2 separate regions of the Mus musculus genome follow, and region 1 is linked to region 2. Evidence: chromatin loops called from intact Hi-C (ENCODE). Cell type or tissue: left cerebral cortex. All regions are shown on one strand. Links, peaks and the distances in the headings refer to the core of each region. The heading gives the core; the rest is flanking DNA.

Evidence for each region. Peaks named below come from ENCODE experiments on the same cell type or tissue, not always from the same donor. Only the 100,000 strongest peaks of a DNase experiment are listed, where the experiment ranks them.
Region 1: it touches region 2 in a loop (3-fold over the local background); 3 of 42 quality-filtered maps call a loop at or near these places.

What each region holds. Positions count from the first base shown.
Region 1 is chrX:52,297,076-52,306,244 of GRCm38, forward strand. The region is part of intron 7 of Gpc3 (glypican 3); the gene reads right to left. Among named protein-coding and RNA genes, the nearest start is that of Mir6384, 77 kb to the right of the region's middle. In left cerebral cortex, for the core only: no CTCF peak of the experiment used is centred there; DNase peaks (open chromatin) are centred at 4,923 and 8,355.
Region 2 is chrX:52,175,604-52,184,772 of GRCm38, forward strand. No RefSeq gene overlaps it. Among named protein-coding and RNA genes, the nearest start is that of Gpc4, 15 kb to the left of the region's middle. In left cerebral cortex, for the core only: no CTCF peak of the experiment used is centred there; DNase peaks (open chromatin) are centred at 4,436 and 6,021; H3K27ac peaks cover 262 bases.

The sequences.
Region 1 (9,169 bases), core at 445-8,444, 120 kb after region 2:
TATAAATTTACACACGTGTATGGCATAAGTATCACTAGAATTTTGAAGCATGAAAAGGGAACAGATATTTCTTTCTTTTTGTCTTTAAACCAACCAACATATTGGTTGACCATAATATTTTTATTTCTTTGATGTGTATTTGTATTACCTTATAAATCTACAAGTGAGAATGGTTTCTCCGACAAAAGGCAATACTGAATGCCATTTAAAATAGGAAATTAATGCCAGAACTTATTTTTGAGGCACAGCTGGTTTTTTTTAAATGCCATGAATGATATCAACAGAGAGTTTAAGCATCACAGTTGACTTTAGCAAAGCACTCACGCTCAGGCACGGTGCTTTGTACATTTGAGCTTAGCTACTTTGCTCAGTGTTCTGAATAGGTATTTTATAGAGCTAGTATGTCACCAAGAAGCCTAGCAACACTAGTGTTTTAGAACAAAAGAAAACAACAAAAACAAAGCACACTGAGTCCCTATGATTTTAGTGGCAAGCTAACAAACTGCCATGCTCTGATATTTAAACATCCCTATCTTTTGTGCCAGCTTATATCAGTGGTCTGTACTAAGGCACATGGCAGTAGGTTTGAGAATGGTAGGTTATTTCTGTTAAGACAGAAAATGAAGTATCATGTGGATAGTTAAGTGCTTCCAATGTGGTTCTCAAAGGCTGGGGGTGTTGCAATGGCGAGCAGAGGTTTTTCTGTTGGTCTACTGTCAATTCACATGTTCCTTTCTAAAAGCCACAGAAAAGGGATATGGAAGAAAGCTTGATTTTCAATATGAAGTTGATACTGGAAAAAAATCACTTTACACGTTTACATTAATCTTGCCACAAGACAGGCTAGTACAAAGTAATTCATACATACTTGTTAAATGCATATAGAATTTTCTCTATAACAGACTGGGTAGCCATAAAACAGCCACAATAAATGTAAAAACATGAATAGCAAATAAAGTATATTATCTACAGAGCTTGTAGCATAGCAACACACAGCTAAATTATAGTTACTTGGGAAGCTGAGGCTAATGGATCCTAAGATAGGGTCCAGATCAGAAAACTTAGCGAGATTCTAGCTCAAATGAAAGCTTAGAAAGGGTCAGGGATGTAGCTTTCTGGTACTGTGTTTGCCTAGCATCCTCAAGGCCCTGGGTTTAAGCCTCAGTACTGAAAAGTAAAGAACAGAACAACAAACACAAGGGATTCTACCAAGCACCATGGGAAGAAAGAAATTAGGAATCTGTAACAGAAGACTGTTTGTCAAATTCACCAACATCTGAGAATTACCCAGCACAATCCGAGTCAAAGAAGAATCCAGAGAGAGGACAGTGGAAAATCTTTTGAGAGAAGTTAAAATGAAGATACAACATAGAAAATTTTACCAGACAGGGAAAAGCGCTGCTTTGAGGGAAGCTTAGAGTTATAGTCAACTACATTGATCATGAAGCTTTCAGAGCCGTAAGTTAATCTTCCACCTGGCTTAAAGGTGGGAAAAAAACCCCAGGTGCTCAGCCCTGAACACAACCTCCAGGCTCAAGCAATAGGGCATAAATGTTTGCTCTCTCCTGACTGTGGCATCTGACTCTTGCAAGTGTTTGCCACTGCAATCCCAACATAGCCCAGCTAGTTAAGAGGACCAGATGGGAAACTAACATGAAAATACAACACTTCAACTAGCTACTGGAACATCCAGGTCCTTAAAGCAATTGGTCTCCTATAATATTCAAATGACCAAGAGAAAGTGCTTTGGAAAATATGAAGTTGTTTTACAAATGGCACAAGCATAAATATTTATATACACAGACGCACATAGCACAATTATTGAAATAAGAAAAGATTAATCACTGGAAAAAACAACAGAGCTTCATGTGATGTATTTTTTTTTAATTCAATACCCTTCCTAACCTTGCCCTTTTCATTTGTTTCTCAGGGCAGACTTGTTTTCATTATAACTTTGCTAACATGGGATGCTGGGAAGCTAGCCAGACCTCAACCTCTATTCCTTTTTCTTTTCAGAGTAGGACATGTATTTTATATCTGAAGCTTCATTTGGAAGCCATTTAGGTCATCATTTGGATAGACTTGTTTTAATTCTAGTCCTACTAGTGTTTGTCTTTGGAAGTAGAACAGATGTGGATGGTAGGGTGGATTCATGCACATTGAAGCAGCCCCTTTTCCAAGAACTGTAAATCCTCTGGTTTCTAAAACATTAGAGATGAACTGATAAACCCCTTCATGGTTGGGTACCTGGTGACCTAGTTGGCTCCATCCATATTAATTTAAACGATGCAGAGATGGTTTTTAGTTTCCCTTTTTCTAAAATGTTCCCATTTGTGTCCTTGATTGTGCTTGTTTTTCAATATGCTACACTTCTTTGTATACTTTCAGCTGCAAGACAGAAATAATAATAGCCTCTACTCTACAGCCACGTTGAGAGAGTAAAACGGTCTGATTTACATCAGTTGCTTAAAATCATGCAGTAAGTATTCCAAAATGTGAGCTACTAGGCTGGCAAGATAGCTCATTGTGTAAAGGTGCTTACCAGATGACTTGAGTTCGATTTCCTAGAAAAGCAGTTCTCAACCTCTGGGTTGCCACCCTTGGGTAAATTTCTATCCCTAAAAATAGTTACATCATAACTTACAACAGTAGCAAAATGACAGTAGTGAAGTAGCAACAAAACAAAACAATGTTATGGTTGGGGTCACCACAACAGAGGAACTGTATTTAAGTGTCCCAGCATTAGGAAGGGTGAGAACCACCAGGTTACACCTACAGAGAGGAAGGAGAGAGAACTGACTTCTGCAAATTGTCTTCTGATCTCCACATGTCTACATTCTCTCTCTCTCTCTCTCTCTCTCTCTCTCTCTCTCTCTCTCTCCCTCTCCCTCTCCCTCTCCCTCTCCCTCTCCCTCTCCCTCTCCCTCTCCCTCTCCCTCTCCCTCTCTCTCTCACTGAATGAATAAATGTATTACAAATTCTAAAAACCTGTGGTCTATTAGTGTTATACGTAACCCAGCATTACCTCCTTCATGTTCTCTCTGCTGAATAACTTGGATGTCTGCTCATCTTCCAAAGTAGGACCACTGACTTTTTCCTTGCCTATTCCTTCTTCACTATTTTGCCACAGCTGAATAAGTAGGCCTTGTTGGTACATCTTCATCCCCCCCCCATTTGAATCCTGACCAGTGCTTTCTTCTTTCTTTCTTTCTTTCTTTCTTTTCCTTTCCTTTCCTTTCCTTTCCTTTCCTTTCCTTTCCTTTCCTTTCCTTTTCTTTTCTTTTCTTTTTTTTTTTCCGAGACAGGGTTTCTGTGTAGCCCTGGCTGTCCTGGAACTCACTCTGTAGACCAGGCTGGCCTCGAACTCAGAAATCCAACTGCCTCTGCCTCCCGAGTGCTGGGATTAAAGGCATGCACCACCACTGCCTTGCTCACTGCTTTTTTTCTAATCACTTGTATTCTCTCACCACCTTCTCATCATCAAGGTGCGGGCGTGCACACACACACACACACACACACACACACACACACACTTAAACTCTTTCACCAGGAAATCACAGTAGTATCTGTCTGTGTTTATACAACACACTGTGCATGCTATGATAAGTACTTAAACAGTAGTACAGTCTAATTTTTTGGCTAGGTGTGTACGCCTTTTCTGTTGCTTTCTTTTCTTCCCTCAGTCCCAACCATATGATACCAGCAGGTATTGTGCCCATTTTTTTTTTTTTTTGGCATGGTCAGGGCCATATAACGGACCCTAATTGAGCACTAATTATGAGCTAGGCCCTGGGAGTTACCTGACCTCAAGCTGCCAGGAAGAATATTAACAAAGCACTCTGCCTAGGGAGAAGCTTCCCAGGAGGGAGAGGTGCTTCTGAAGTGAGTTTAAAAGACTCAGAAGGGGAAATAATTATGGTCTAAGAGTTCGGCCTGTTCAGAATATTAACAGTCACTTCTTATTGAAACCTATCAAAGAAAAGGCACTGGACTAAGTGCTTTATGTGTGTTACAGAGGACTTTACAAAGTCCCAGACAGGCTTGAATGACTAAAATGACCTTTTGTGAGAACTGGACTATAGGGCGGGGTAGGGTTTTTTGTGAATAGCTGGACTATAGGATGGGGTAGGGGTTAATGGGAGCTGGGGCTAGAGATGGTTGGAGCCAGATAAGGAAGGGTAGGTTAAAGTGTTTAGCTTCACTGTCATTCATTCCTCCCTGGAATCTAGGGATAGCAAGGAGGACATCTTTTAGACTCTTAGCTGGATACTGAGAAGGTTTTAGCCTCTTCTTGAGGGAAGGCATACCAACTTTTACTCCTTAACTAAACCTGATTCCAAACTCCCTTTTAGCAATCTGGAGCTAAATTATGGTTTCTGTAATTAGACTTAGAAAGGGCTAGAATACAATCTGCATGACTCCATAGCCACTGCCCAAATCATCATCATTGTCCATCTTCCCAGTTTGTCTTTCTTGCTCCAGCTGTCATTCCAGATGAAGTGACATGTGGGGGAGAAGTAAAGACAGACCAGAAAGGAAGGGATAGAGAGAGAAAGTCATGGCTCTCCAGTCTAAAAATCTCTGACTCAGAAGGCAGTGTCTCAGATGTAGACTACGAATGATCCTGAACTTATGAACTAACCGTCACAAAATCCCTGGGCTTCTTTTCACTATGGATTTAGTCTTTCAGTGTGTGTCTCTCAGGCAGATTCAGAAATGGGCAGGAACAGAGCCTGGCCATTTTAAACGTGCAGCTGCTTGCATATGTAGAAAACAGCCAGTTATTTGACCACATTGAGGGAGGGAGAATCCCATTTCTTAGTTTTATTAGCTGGTGGGGTACATGAGTGTGAGTATTGGTGGGGTACATGAGTATGAGCAATGCATTGCCTCCCTGCACAAACAAGAAAGAAATGCTGAACAGAAGAGTGGGGGTGTGTTCCAAATTTAGCTTTCTTTCCAACCTCTACCCATATGGTTGATGGTTTTTTAAAAAAAAATGATCAGCAAGCCAACAAAGTGTAATCTGATATTAGGAGTTCCAGTCTCTGTGAAACCAGAGCTAATAGCAGCACACAGGATTCATTTGTTCTGATAGAGAGGCGAAACCCTCCAAGTGGTCCTTGCCTCGATGCCTCTGTGAGCTGACCTATCAAGACTCTCGGCCAGATTGAGGATGGAACTGATGAGATTTCTATTGGCTAAGGGAGACTTCAGAAGGAGCCTGTCAAACTCAATAAGGAAAAAAGAGCTTTGGGAAAGAGCAAGTTTATGGATCTGGTTAGTAGTCTCAGAGCTAAGAAAGTCTCCAAGCCTAGGATTCCTAGAAGTCAAAGTGACTAAAAATGAGAAGCTCTTTCATTTGTTAGCATAATTTTGAAAGACAGGAACTTCTCTCCATGGTGGAAAGAGCTACTGCTTTAAGCTAAGAGCCCTGAAGGATGAAAGAAGGATGAAGCAGAGAAAATAAATCTTTCCAATGCACCTCCTCACTCCAGTGGTATGCCAGTAAATATTTAACAACTGGCTCTCAGAACAAGAAATATGTATGTCCTTTTATTTTAAGTTTTATTGGAATAAAGGATGTGCAGCAAATGATTTATAGATAAAATAGATGATACTATTTATAATAAATTTCATATTGGGAATGGTTTTTACAGAATGCTTTCATTGACCTTTCCTTTGCCAGAAGTTTGCCTCTATAACTAAACTACATTGCAACTGATTAACAAATACAGTTTCTACAAGAATATGAGTTGCTATACTGGCTTACATTAAGGAAGCTCTCAGAAGTGAAGAAACACAGTATCCGGTGAGACTTCACTACATCAGTGACCAGAGTGAGATATTTACTGTTAGATAATAGTTTTCAAATTTTCAGAGAATATTCCCTCAAACAGCGTGCTATTCAAGATGTGGTGGCTACACATAGAGCACAATTAGAAGTGCAGGTTACACTACTCACATTCTCCCAGTCACTTCCTTGAGTCTCAATTCTAGGCAATCAATACAACAATAACTCAAGCCCCGACTTACTGCGTTTGCTGACTTCTAAAGGAGTAACTACTGCCATCACAGCTACAAATGTGCTGGCGCTTGATGCTGACTGGGAAAAGTATACAGTATTTCTGCCTCCCAGATACAACGGACACAGTTAGACAACGGGACAGTGTAATTAGCATAGGATGACTTTGGAGAATCATCCTTCTTTGAATAGAATTTATTTTATCACAGATTTATAATGTTTACTCTATTAATAATGGATACATCTAAGTGGCTCACAGAAATTCTGAAAATCTAACAACTGGCTTTTATGATACATGCCACACAACTCAAGTAAAACCACTGCCCTCCTCCTATTCAGAGTGCTTTTGAGTAGATCCCACCAAGGTAAGAAGGGATGCCAAGCAGACATACACACAGGACGAGCTACTTTTTCCTGCTCAAAGTGAACTCTGCTACTCTGCTCTTTATTGCTGATCTGTAAGAAGATAACAGAAACTGAAAGTCAGCACTTAAACTTTTATAGCATCTCGACAGATACTCTGGTCTGTTGAATCTCTTAATTAAAAATCGTGGTTTTTATCTTTGGCGGGCCTCTTTGTTATTTCCTTTTTCTAGTAATGTATCTTTATTATATTCTACAAAAGTATGGGTCCATGATTGCTTTGGTAGAGGGAGTTCTGGATCATAGATTACTCAAGATATACTACTTTATTCTCTGAACAAAAAGCAGATTGGAGAGGGCAGCGTAGGAAATGAGCGTGAACCAGATAACCTAGATCTTGATAATTTAGCCATTTAGGCTAATTGCTTGAGGCTGGGGCGGAGGGGGCTCTATTCCAAGTCCGTCTTCTAACACAACGGCAGGAAGGCCACAAGAGTATAAATAATCAGGAAGAAAAATAAGATCTATTGTCTCATAGAAGAAAGACAACTCCACAGGCTGTGAGTGACAGAGGATGCTGAAAGAATTCTCTGGTAAAATCTGTGCCACTCTTAAGGAGCCATTTGCTTAGAAAAAATAGTTATAGAAAATTGTAATTGGGGACATGTGCTCAAATACAAATAACCAGAGATTCTGTTCTCCATTCTTCTTTCATTCTTCTAGGTTGAAAAGCTATTTTGTTCTACCATCATTTTCTTTTGCTCTACTTACGTCCAACCATGCCACGTCAGAGCTTTTCAATGTCTTGGAAATGGAGATGACTGAGGTATTAGTCCACACTCACTTTATGCCCATTAGACGAATCTTTCAAATATATTTTGTTTAATGAACACTGCCCACACTCCCCTACAGTCAGGAGCTGACTATTTCCTAATGCAAGTCATTCATTCCACTGAGGAATTGCCGAAAGGGTAGGAAAGCCCATCCTCCCATCAGCTTTGCTTCTGGTTCTACTCTTATCTCCCATGTATCAGACCGCTAAACCATAGACATGCGCACATCTTCCAAATCCTCATCTCATGTAGACCGAACACTGACACTTAATTGCACTGTCTTACCATTGTCACCTCTCAAATTCTTCCTTGTACTTCCTCCCCTCCTCTTGATGCTCTTTGCTTACAGATGCTCATTGAGTGCCTGTCCTGCCTGACTTGCCTGCTTGACTGAGTCACCTTTGAGGACTAGGACAGGAATCTCTTATTCCAGTCCTCATAGGTCCAGCTGTGGGACCCTAGAGGGGCCTTGGAAGGAGGAGTCAGTTCATAAGTCAGTCAGAGTGGGGGCACTTTGCTACCCTGCCAAATATGGGGAGAAAGTAAGCAAATATTACACACAGGGTTCGGAATGTGGCTCAGTGGCAAGGTGCTTACTTGGCAAGCATGAAGTCCTCAGTACTGTTAAAAAAATCATACCAGCACTGCACATGGATAATTAAAATATCTGTTTACTTTGTGATACTGGGGATAAAACCCAGGGCTTCCCACATAGTAGGTAAGCATTCTACCAGTGAGCTTTCTGCCCCAGTCCTGAAATGTTTCTTAAATGACATCTACTAAGCTCGTATGTGTGTGTATGTGGTGGGTGGGGGTGGTGAGCTTGGCGACTGACAGCTGAGTCCTTAGGGTAAAAATGGGGGGAAGGACCCAGCATAAACAGACTTTCCTAATTTGTAGCTCATTGATAGACTTCATGAGCAATATAATTACTAAGCAAATAAAAGTGTAGTAGAGGCTTTCCTCCAAATTCTGGTGTCTGGGATAGTCTGCGAGCAGGAAGAAATCTCATTAGCACCTTCAGGATAAAAAGTGTAGATATAGGATGAAAAAAACATGCTTGAAATTCTCCCAGGAGCTCATGGGTACTTGGACAAATCACTTTACTCAGAAAACCATCCTGAAGGTGCTAATGAGATTTCCCCCTGCTCTCACACACAGGCTGCCTGCAGATATTCGCATTTGTAGGGCAACCTCCACTCTGTTTTTATGTACTTGGTAATTATATCACTGCTTAAGTCCACCCACAAGTTACAAATGAAGAGAGTCTATGCTAGCACTCCCGTTCTTACCTTAAAGGCTTAAAATCAGCCACGTACATTAGGATTTTTTTTTAAATCAAAGATAAAACTCAGTATATTTGGAAATTATCAGCACTATGAGTTTAAAAACAACTGAACATGGTGGTTCACATTTGTAAGCCCAGCCCTTGGAGAGGCTGAGGCACGGAGGACTGTCATGGGTTTGAAGTGAGTATAGGCTACAGTATATAACCGTGTCTCAAAACAAACAACAATGTCCACGACAACAACAAACTAAACAAAAAATCTATAAAATTAGAAAAAAACGTAAATTGAGAAAAACTCAAAGATCATCTTGCCAGATCACTATCATTTTTTTTTTCAGGGAAATTTCCAACAGCAACATTGATTTAGGTAGAAATCCACGTTTTTCTTTCTGATGTATTTTTGAGCAGGTGAGACCATCCCATTTAATGGCACTACAACTCATTGTCCCAGACCCCTCAAGGATATTAGTCCACAGGAATGTCTTCTCTTCTGTGTGCCAGCACAGCTGGAAGCTCTGACATTGCCACTTTCTGACTGGTCCTTCTTCTATTCATCTACAAGCTGAGCACTGTCCCTAGCTCTCCCATTCCTTTCTATCTATTCTTACAAAGTTTACTTGAGGCTGTCACTGAATTGGTCAGCATTGTTCCCCCTCTACA
Region 2 (9,169 bases), core at 436-8,435:
AAAGAAAAAATACAGATGCCATGCAAGTCCAAGTTGGTAAACCAATGCGTTTTATTAGCATTTCTTTTTTTTTTTTTTTTTTGTTTTGTTTTTTTTTTTTGTTTTTTTTTGAGACAGGGTTTCTCTGTGTAGCTCTGGCTGTCCTGGAACTCACTTTGTAGACCAGGCTGGCCTCGAACTCAGAAATCCGCCTGCCTCTGCCTCCCGAGTGCTGGGATTAAAGGCGTGCGCCACCGCGCCCGGCTTATTTATTAGCATTTCTTACAGGAGTAAAGATGAGGGATTACTTACAGAATAACGACATCACCAAAGCCCACCCCAGCATGGGTGACAGCTCACAAAACCTGGGGGCCTGGAGCACACTGCGCAGCCTGCAGGCAGCTCAGTAGGTTGAGGAGCACCCTTTCCGAGTGATTCAGGTGGGATAAACCTACTACAGGCTGTTTGCCTATTTTCTGCTTCTTCCAAAAAGCTTGGCTTGTGTGAAAATCTTTGCAACTTGGCTTGTTTACTCTTTGGGAAGAAGGGGCCTAGTGAATATGGTCAGTTTCAGGGACTTCCTGATGCTATTTCAAGTTGCCTGAAGAAACTTTCCTACAGGATAAAATGTTTCAATCTCAGAGAAAACCCACTAAATAACATCATCTCTAAGACTCTAAAGACAGATAATGGTTGTTGGGAATAGGGGACCACTTTAAACTTCAGTGATGTAGCCACTGGTAAATTGCTTATGCCCTGGTAAATAACTCCTCACTCATACTTCTATAGGTAACTCTAATGAAATTCAGTGGATCATTTCTTTAAAAAAGACATCAAAGTAGAAGAGGAACTAGCAGGAGTAGGAGGGGGACAAAAGAAGGTAATGGCTATGAACTAACCAGTACCCCCCAGAACTATGTATCTAGTTACATATGTAGCAGAGAATGGCCTAGTTAGCCATCAATTGGAGGAGAAGACCTGGTCTTGCGAAGATCATATGCCCCAGTACAAGGGAATGCCAGGGCCAGGCAGTGGGAGTGGGTGGGTTGGGGAGCAGGGTGTGGGGAGGGTATAGGGGACTTTGGGGATAACATTTGAAATGTAAATGAAGAAAATATCTAATAAAAAGAAGGTAATAGCAGTCGACTATGATCAAAATATATCGTATACATGTATGAAAATAGGATAATGAAACCCGTTGTAATTATAATATGTGCTAATAAAATATTACTCAATAGTAGCCTATTTACCTAGCACATATAAACCTACAACAAGTACTACAAAAATATAGAAAAAAACTAATTAAAATTAATAGTAATATTTTAGGACAGTCTTCTACTCTGACCTGGATACTATAAGCTGTTCTATTCTTTGTTGTTATTGCATGAGACTGTGTCATGTAGGCAAGACTGGACATGAATTTATTATTTAGTTGAAGCCGGTCTTGAATTCCTGATCCTCTAGCCTCTGCCTCTGTAGTGCTGAGCTGTCAGGCTTACAGCACACCTGGATCAGCTGTTGCAGGTTTGATTGCCCTTTGCTGCTTCAGCTCCCAGCTCCTTTGAGGTTGGTGGAAGTAGTTGTTATCTGACCCCAGATAATCTCTTATCATCTATGTACTTCTCCAAAATACTTTTGTATTATCTTTCGAGGGCTCCCTGTGGGTTACGCAATTTCTGTGGCAACTCCGGGAACTGGTCATCCACATTTCAGAGATAAGGAAACAACTAGTTTCCTTATCTACATCTCATGTCCAGGGGCCCAGACAGCCACTGGTAGAGCCAAGATTACCACGAGTACTGCTACCAAAGCCTTTGTTCTGACCACTCTGCTTGCTATAGAATCTTATAATAGGTGTGTGTGTGTGTGTGTGTGTGTGTGTGTGTGTGTGTGTGAGAGAGAGAGAGAGAGAGAGAGAGAGAGAGAGAGAGAGAGAGAGAGAGTTTTAATGTTTTGGGGACTTTGCTTGTTTGGGTTGTTTTTGTTTTACAGTGCAAAGATGGCACTCATGGCTTTTTGCATATTTGACACAACATTGAACTGTACCTGTTACTTCCTAGAAATCTAGAACTATCAGGATATAGTTTAAATAATTACAGCAATATACTATAATACAATTTATGAAAATGTATTTGATTTTAAAATATTTAATTAAAATTAAATGTATTTAATTTGAAAATACTTCTATTTCTTTCTTACTATTATTAGTGTGTATGGATGGGGGGCTTATAGAGAGTGCATATGTATCACAGCACATGTGCGGCGATCAGAGGGCATCTTCCAAGAGTTTCTTTCCACTATGGGTTCCAGGGATTGAACAGGCTTGTGCAGAAAGTACTTGGATCAAATGAGCCATCCTACCTGCCCTGAAAATGTCTTATTGTACCATATTCATCCTTGTACTGATGTTTGGTGATTCAATGCCTATGTGGCAAGGTGAATAATGGTCATGTGATGTAGACTTAGGTATCGTTCAACTTCTCCATCTATCTGTCACCAGGGAGCTATTCTGAGTACCATAATAAAACCTCTCACTATCTGGCTCTATCACAGCCTGGAAATGAATCAGCTTTGTCCTGTATCCATGGCATATTGGTGACTTAACCATCAGACACTTGGTAGACATCTCAGTGATCAGATTAACTATTGTGATATTTCAATGCTTATGTTCTTGTTTCCCTTAGAACAGTGTGTAATTTTAAAATTGTACATTGTTTATTTCTACAGGGTTTTTTTTGTTTGTTTGTTTGTTTTTGTTTTTGTTTTTTTGGTTTTTTGTTTTTTTGGTTGGTTGGTTTTGGTTTTTTGAGACAGGGTTTCTTTGTGTAACCCTGGCTGTCCTGGAACTCACTCTGTAGACCAGGCTGTCCTGGAACTCACTCTGTAGACCAGGCTGGCCTCGAACTCAGAAATCCACCTGCCTCTGCCTCCCAAGTGCTGGGATTAAAGGCGTGTGCCACCACTGCCTGGCTACAGTTTTCTATTTAACAATTTTGACTATGATTTCTACAGGAACTTGAAAACACAGAAAGAGAAATTGTGGATAAGGAGGGACTACTGTATTTGCATGGCAGTGAGATTTTGTTTGGCTGAGTCATTCAGCCATGAGGAGGTAACATTGAACACTTTAGCTATTACAAATAATATGAATATGTGTACACATGCATTTGTATGAGTACCAGTTTTCAGATCTTTTGGGTTTTGACATACATTATCATGGGATGGTTCTACACCATTCCCCTCTTAAGCAGAAATCTGAGTTGTCTGTCTACAGCTTGGTGAGCAGTCATGGACTCTGAATACAGTGTCTTCTGATGGAATTCTAATTTTGCCACATATCAATTTCTTGTTCCCAAATCTCCAGATCGTCTTTCAGCTTTGCAAAGACATGGCCTTCAAAAAAACCTAGTTTTATTAAGCAGAGAAAATATGCCTCCCCCAAGACACAATTGACAACCTATAGCAACCATTATGTATGTAACAACAGACTTTTTTTTTTTCCTTTCTTGAGATAGATTCTTATGTATTTCTGACTGGCCTCTAATTTTCTCTGTAGTTGAGGGTGACTTTGTTTCTGATCTTCCTGCCTCCACCTCCTGAGTTCTGTGATTACACATATGTACCACCACTACCAGTTCAGATAGTGCTGATGAGGATGGAGCCCAGGAACCCAGGGAATACTAAGTAAACATTTCACCACCCGGGCCACATCCATAACCATGGTGTCACCTGCAGGCATGTGTTTTTCTGACTTACTTTCCCCCATGCAACACAGCAAAAGTCATTCTGATGATTTTCAAATTTCTAAGTGTTACAACTGATATCACCATCAATAATTTCAGCATCTTAACCATCATCATATTGGTGGTATTGAGTGTGGAACTGAAGACAGTAGTGAAAACACAGATGTCTTAAAAGTGAAAATAGCCCAGATGTTGAGGCCTTGAGTTCAATTCCCAGTACTGCAAAGGATAAAATAAGGGTAAGATTGCTGAGGTCTCAGCACTCCTCAGTTCCAGCTCACAAAGCTAGCTTTTTCCTAAGAAGTGAAGAGTAGTTGCTCTCTGTCCTTTCCACCCCTTAGATGCTTCCCTAAACTCCAGTACCAGCCAGTACCAGCTTTGACCTTAGCCTGCACCCAGGAAGAAACAGTCCTGTCTCATGCCTGGCAGCCCCTGTTCATCTGGTACCCACAGACATGCTGCACCAAGATGAACGGTAATACAGCCTCCCTCTGCATCACCATGTCCCCTCTTTGAATTCCATTGAAACATCACTTGACAATTAGGAGAGCACACTGGACAACATGCAGCAGGGACCCATTAAAACCTCGCTTTGGTGGATATAAAAATATACTCATTTTCACAGATTTAAATACATCTCGGTTCTCTGCAAAGGGCTGTATGACAGATGGCTTCAAAGCGAGTCACATTTACAAACAGCACACAAAAATATTGTTTAGCAGATTCTCAAAGAGTTCTTCAGATCCCTCCAGAGCCAGTCTTTTTCACCAACTCTTTTGCTTGTGATTTGCGGAGGCTCCCGAAAATGTCTCTGGACTTCCTAACAACATCTCTGTGTCTTTCCTGGGCTTCCAGAATAGGACAGTTCCAGAGCCCTGGAGGTGGCTCAAGTGGTATTTTAGAAAACATCATCTAAGCATGAAAATTAGCAATTCTTTACCCTAACATAATCTCTAACCCAAAACTTAGGGGGGTGGGAAAGAATACAAAGACTGTCATAGGCGTTATGAATCATGTGTACAGCTATTTAGTTTACTTCAAGTCCTCGAGCTGGCCAAAAGCCTGGTACTGTATGTAGCTCAGGCCTATAATCCCAGCATTTGAGAGGCAGGCTGAGAAGGCAAGAGATTAAAAGTTAGAGGTCAGCCAGAGTTATACAGTTCCAGACTGGGATATACAGTAAGAACCTGTCTCAAAAGCAATAGCAGGGGATGGGATGTAGGTCAGTTAATAGAGTGCTTGCCTAGCATAGCTGAAGCCCTGGGTGCCTATAATCCTAACACTCTAGTAGTGGAAACAAAAGGAATAAAAGTTCTGGACCAGCCTTTACTATACAGTAAGTAGTAGTACAGCCTGGGTTACATGAGACATTATTTCCAAAAAGAAAACACAGTTCCACACAACACCACCCACAGAGAACAATGATAAAAGATATGTTTCTGGACAACTCCTGTAAAATTGAAATTTACAACAAAGTCACACATTGAGCATAAATACTGAGCAAAAAATAGTCACAGTATGGGCCTTGTCCTCCAAGAGTGTCCAGCCTTGCGAAGGACCTAAACATTAACTCACAAGGCAGGCACTGTGTGTTAAATCCAGATAGGCAGTGTGTGGTGGGGTCACTGTGGGCAGGTCCAGACCAAAGGAGGTATTTATAACACAGGGGCCTCAAAGGGACAGATGGAGGAGTGAAGTCATACCAGAAATACAAAATGCCTTGAGTCCTTGCAGGTGTGTTAAGTTGGAGGCCTACAAGCCACGTGTGGCCAAGGATGGCTATGAATACACAAAACCATAAACTTATAAAAAACATTATGAGATAACGTTTTTTTTTTTGTAACATCAAAGGGTTGGATTCCCCTGAGAAAGAATGAGAAAGGTAGAAGCTAGGTAGAGAGAGAAAAGTAGAAGATGGTAGAGCTTGGAGGGAGAGTAGGAAAGAAGAAATGGGCAAATGAACCATAAGTTGAACCCTTAGGTCAATAGCATAGCCCTGTGTGGTTGGAAGGAAGGGGGCACAGTGGGCACGTCATCAGCACCCACCAGGTTACAGAGACTGCCCTCCACTTAGTGTCAGCCTTATCCTAAATCCACCAGGATTCATGGCATATTTAACACATGGATTGACAAGGAGAAGAGAAAGCCCGGGCAGAGCCCTGTTTCTGATTCATAGCACAACTGTGGCTTGTCAGCACTCCACAAGGAGTTGGTGCATTTTCAACTCTTCCACTGAAAATTTTCTGTTTTTTCCTCCCACTCATGTTCTAGAATTTTATTTATAACACTTTTTGGCCAGCTCTTTGAAGTGTGTGTGCCTCTGTGTGTGAGAGACTGAGAAACTAAAGTACTCTATTAAGCTTGGAGCTTCTGGAAAGCAGGCCCCACATACATTCCAAGTATTATAATTATGATCCATTATGCATAAGGAGCAGCAATATAGACGCCACCCTACCCCTACCCCCAGTTCTGGTAACACCATCTTACATCTGCCTCCTAAGCAGAATGTGAGTCTAGCCACAGCCTCTTGTCTGGTCCCAGGAAAGCTGCCTGGTCCCAGGGCCCTGAGGCTTTCTGGACCACTGACTCAGACACTAGAAAGGACTTCAGAGTCCCCAGTCTCAGTTCTTTGCTGGCAGATAAGTCAAGCACAAGGCACCCCATATGTCAAAGGAGAAAGAGGTCACAAGCTTCTCCAAGCTGCTGAGGAATGACAAGAAGACAATGTTCCCTTGGGCAAGGGTTATATTTTGGGTCCCCACCTAAACCTGGACAATCACACACCTATTCATGGGGTGAGACTCATGGAAGGACTGGTGGTCCTTCCTGCTACAGTGCAGGACTACTACCCAGACACAGGTTCTGCCTCTGTCCCACAGGGAGATCAAGCATTTAGACTGGCCTGTGGAGTAGCCTCCTACTCAGAGATTCATTGCTCCGGTGAAATCGATGGAATAGTCCAACAAGCCTATACTTGAGCTGCTGCTCTGCCCTTTTGTTCATAAGCGACCTTGGAGAAGTTAATCTTCCTAAGCATCATTTTACTTGTGTAGAAAATGGGAATAAAAATAGCTCCTTTCAGGGCCAATGAGATGGTTCAGTACTTGCTGCCAAACAAAATATACAAGAAGGAGCCGGCTGCACTCCTGTGATCCCAGCACTCAGGAGGCTGAAGCAGAAAAATGATAAAGGGTTCAAGGGCAGCCTGAGCTGTGTGCAGCCAATTAAACCAGGCTTGAGCTATAGAGCAAGACTCTGTCTCATAACAAACAAAGACCCACGATGAGTCTGTCTAAAGATCTAGTAATTCAAAATGGTTTAAGTCCATGTCCCAACTGGGTAAACACTCTGCTATAGGAAGATGGGGTTGAAGCGCAAAGCTTACAAGATCTGACATGTACATGTTCTTGTTTTTTGAGATTTATTTTCATCAACCTGAAGAAGAGCTCCAAGTTGGGCAGAGAAGTCTAGCAGTTTTCATTACTGCCTGCTTAAATGGAAAATGCCTTTTTAGGTGGGAAGATGGATGTCGCTAAACTAAAACTGGAGAGTCTTAATTGTTGTCATTTGCTTTGAAAGACATCTTTTCTACTGGAATAGCTTATCTCAGATAGTAAAGTGAAACATCAAGGTAAAGTGGCAGACATAGAGCCCTATGGAGCTGTTGTGATAAGTATTACTTCTGTTGCAATTACAGAGCAGGAAGCCAAAGGACGCTTTGGGGGATGGCCATGTGGTTCGGTTGGCTGAGTGGTTGTCCATTGTGCATATAAAGTCTGGGTTCAGACCTTAGCACCACACAAAAACAGGCATAGGGGTGGCTGCTTATATTTCCAGCTTAGAAGCAGGAGGATCAGAAATTCAAGACAAGTGCAAGGGCAGAGGGGGGAGGAAGGGAAGGGAAGGGAAGGGAAGGGAAGGGGAGGGGAGGGGAGGGGAGGGGAGGGGAGGGGAGGGGAGGGGAGGGGAGGGGAGGGGAGGGGAGGGGAGGGGAGGGGAGGGGAGGGGAGGGAAGGGGAGGGGAGGGGAGGGAAGGGAAGGGAAGGGAAGGGAAGGGAAGGGAAGGGAAGGGAAGGGGGAAGGGAAGGGAAGGGAAGGGGGAAGGGGAAGGGAGGGGAGGGGTGGGGAGGGGAGGGGAGGGGAAGGAAAAGGAAAAGGAAAAGGAAAAGGAAAAGGAAAAGGAAAAGGAAAAGGAAAAGGAAAAGGAAAAGGAAAAGGAAAAGGAAAAGGAAAAGGAAAGGAAACAGATTGAGAAGAAGAAGAGGCTTTACCATTTTTATCCTGGCCCACATAGCTGAACTCTAAGAGGAGAGATACTTTGCCTCCAAAGCCTACTCTGTCAACTCGGAAGCTGTGGAGAATTCCCCCATTGGAAGCCTCTCCAGAGCTGGTGTTTCTCAACCCGATCCTTGAGCCCAAGGCCCTCTAGGGAAAGAGCAGGAGGCCAGGGAGCCTAAAGTCTGTTGTAATTCCTCCAAGCCAAAAGTTAATGAGGCAGCAGGGAGGCCCTTCCTCTAGACACACAAAAGCAAGATTCTCCCCTCAAGGAACTTAGACTCTTTGCTCGGCTCTCATCCCCTCCCCATCACACCCACTTGTACATTTTTTTTTTTTTTTTAGCATCCTTGAGTCTTTTCTTGAGAGAATTGCCTGGCTGTCTCTAATTAGGCCTGTAAACTTACTGGAGACAAGGGCCCCTGGCCCTTTATGCCTTTTGTTTCCCTCTCCCTGCCACAAGAGCCTTACTCAGCCTAGGCAAGGCCTCTATAGAAGTTACTGACTATCTGACCTTGGGGACTTGGTCAACATCTGAATTTGTGTTAAGTGGCATTCACTGCTGGCTGTTCCTGGCTGGCTGTCTCACACAGAGTGAAAGAGACCACAATGTCTAAGTATGCCAAGGGCAGTTTGAGTAGGGAGAGACAAGCTGTGAGCAGATGGGGGTGGGGGAGGTGCATGGGGAGGGGGGGTGTTCTGTCACCGCCCTCCATAGATTGGATGTAATTACCTCTCCAGCATGTGCCCAGATTACCTTCTGTGAAATTGAGTCTTTGACAGCAAACTGCCTGTTCAAAGTGACAGGAGCCAAAGGGGGGGGGGGTGAGGCGGATGAGGCTATATTTTGAAAAGCCTGACCTTTTCAGATACAATTTAATATGGAAAACATCTTTTGGATGCTCCACCACCACCACCACCACCACCACCACCACCACCACCACCACCACAGCAAAGACACGAACTTTAGGAGGGGGAGGGTTAGATCACACTTGCTTCTGCAAGCTGAGGGATTGCTTTCCCACATTAGCTAAAGCACAGCATCCTGGCAATCCAGGGTAGACTTTAAAAATATAGATTACATTTATTTGTGTGTGCGTGGGGAGCAGGGTTTCTTGTATGCCACAGCACTTGTCTGGAAGCCAGAGAAAAACTAGTGGGAGTCTGGTTTT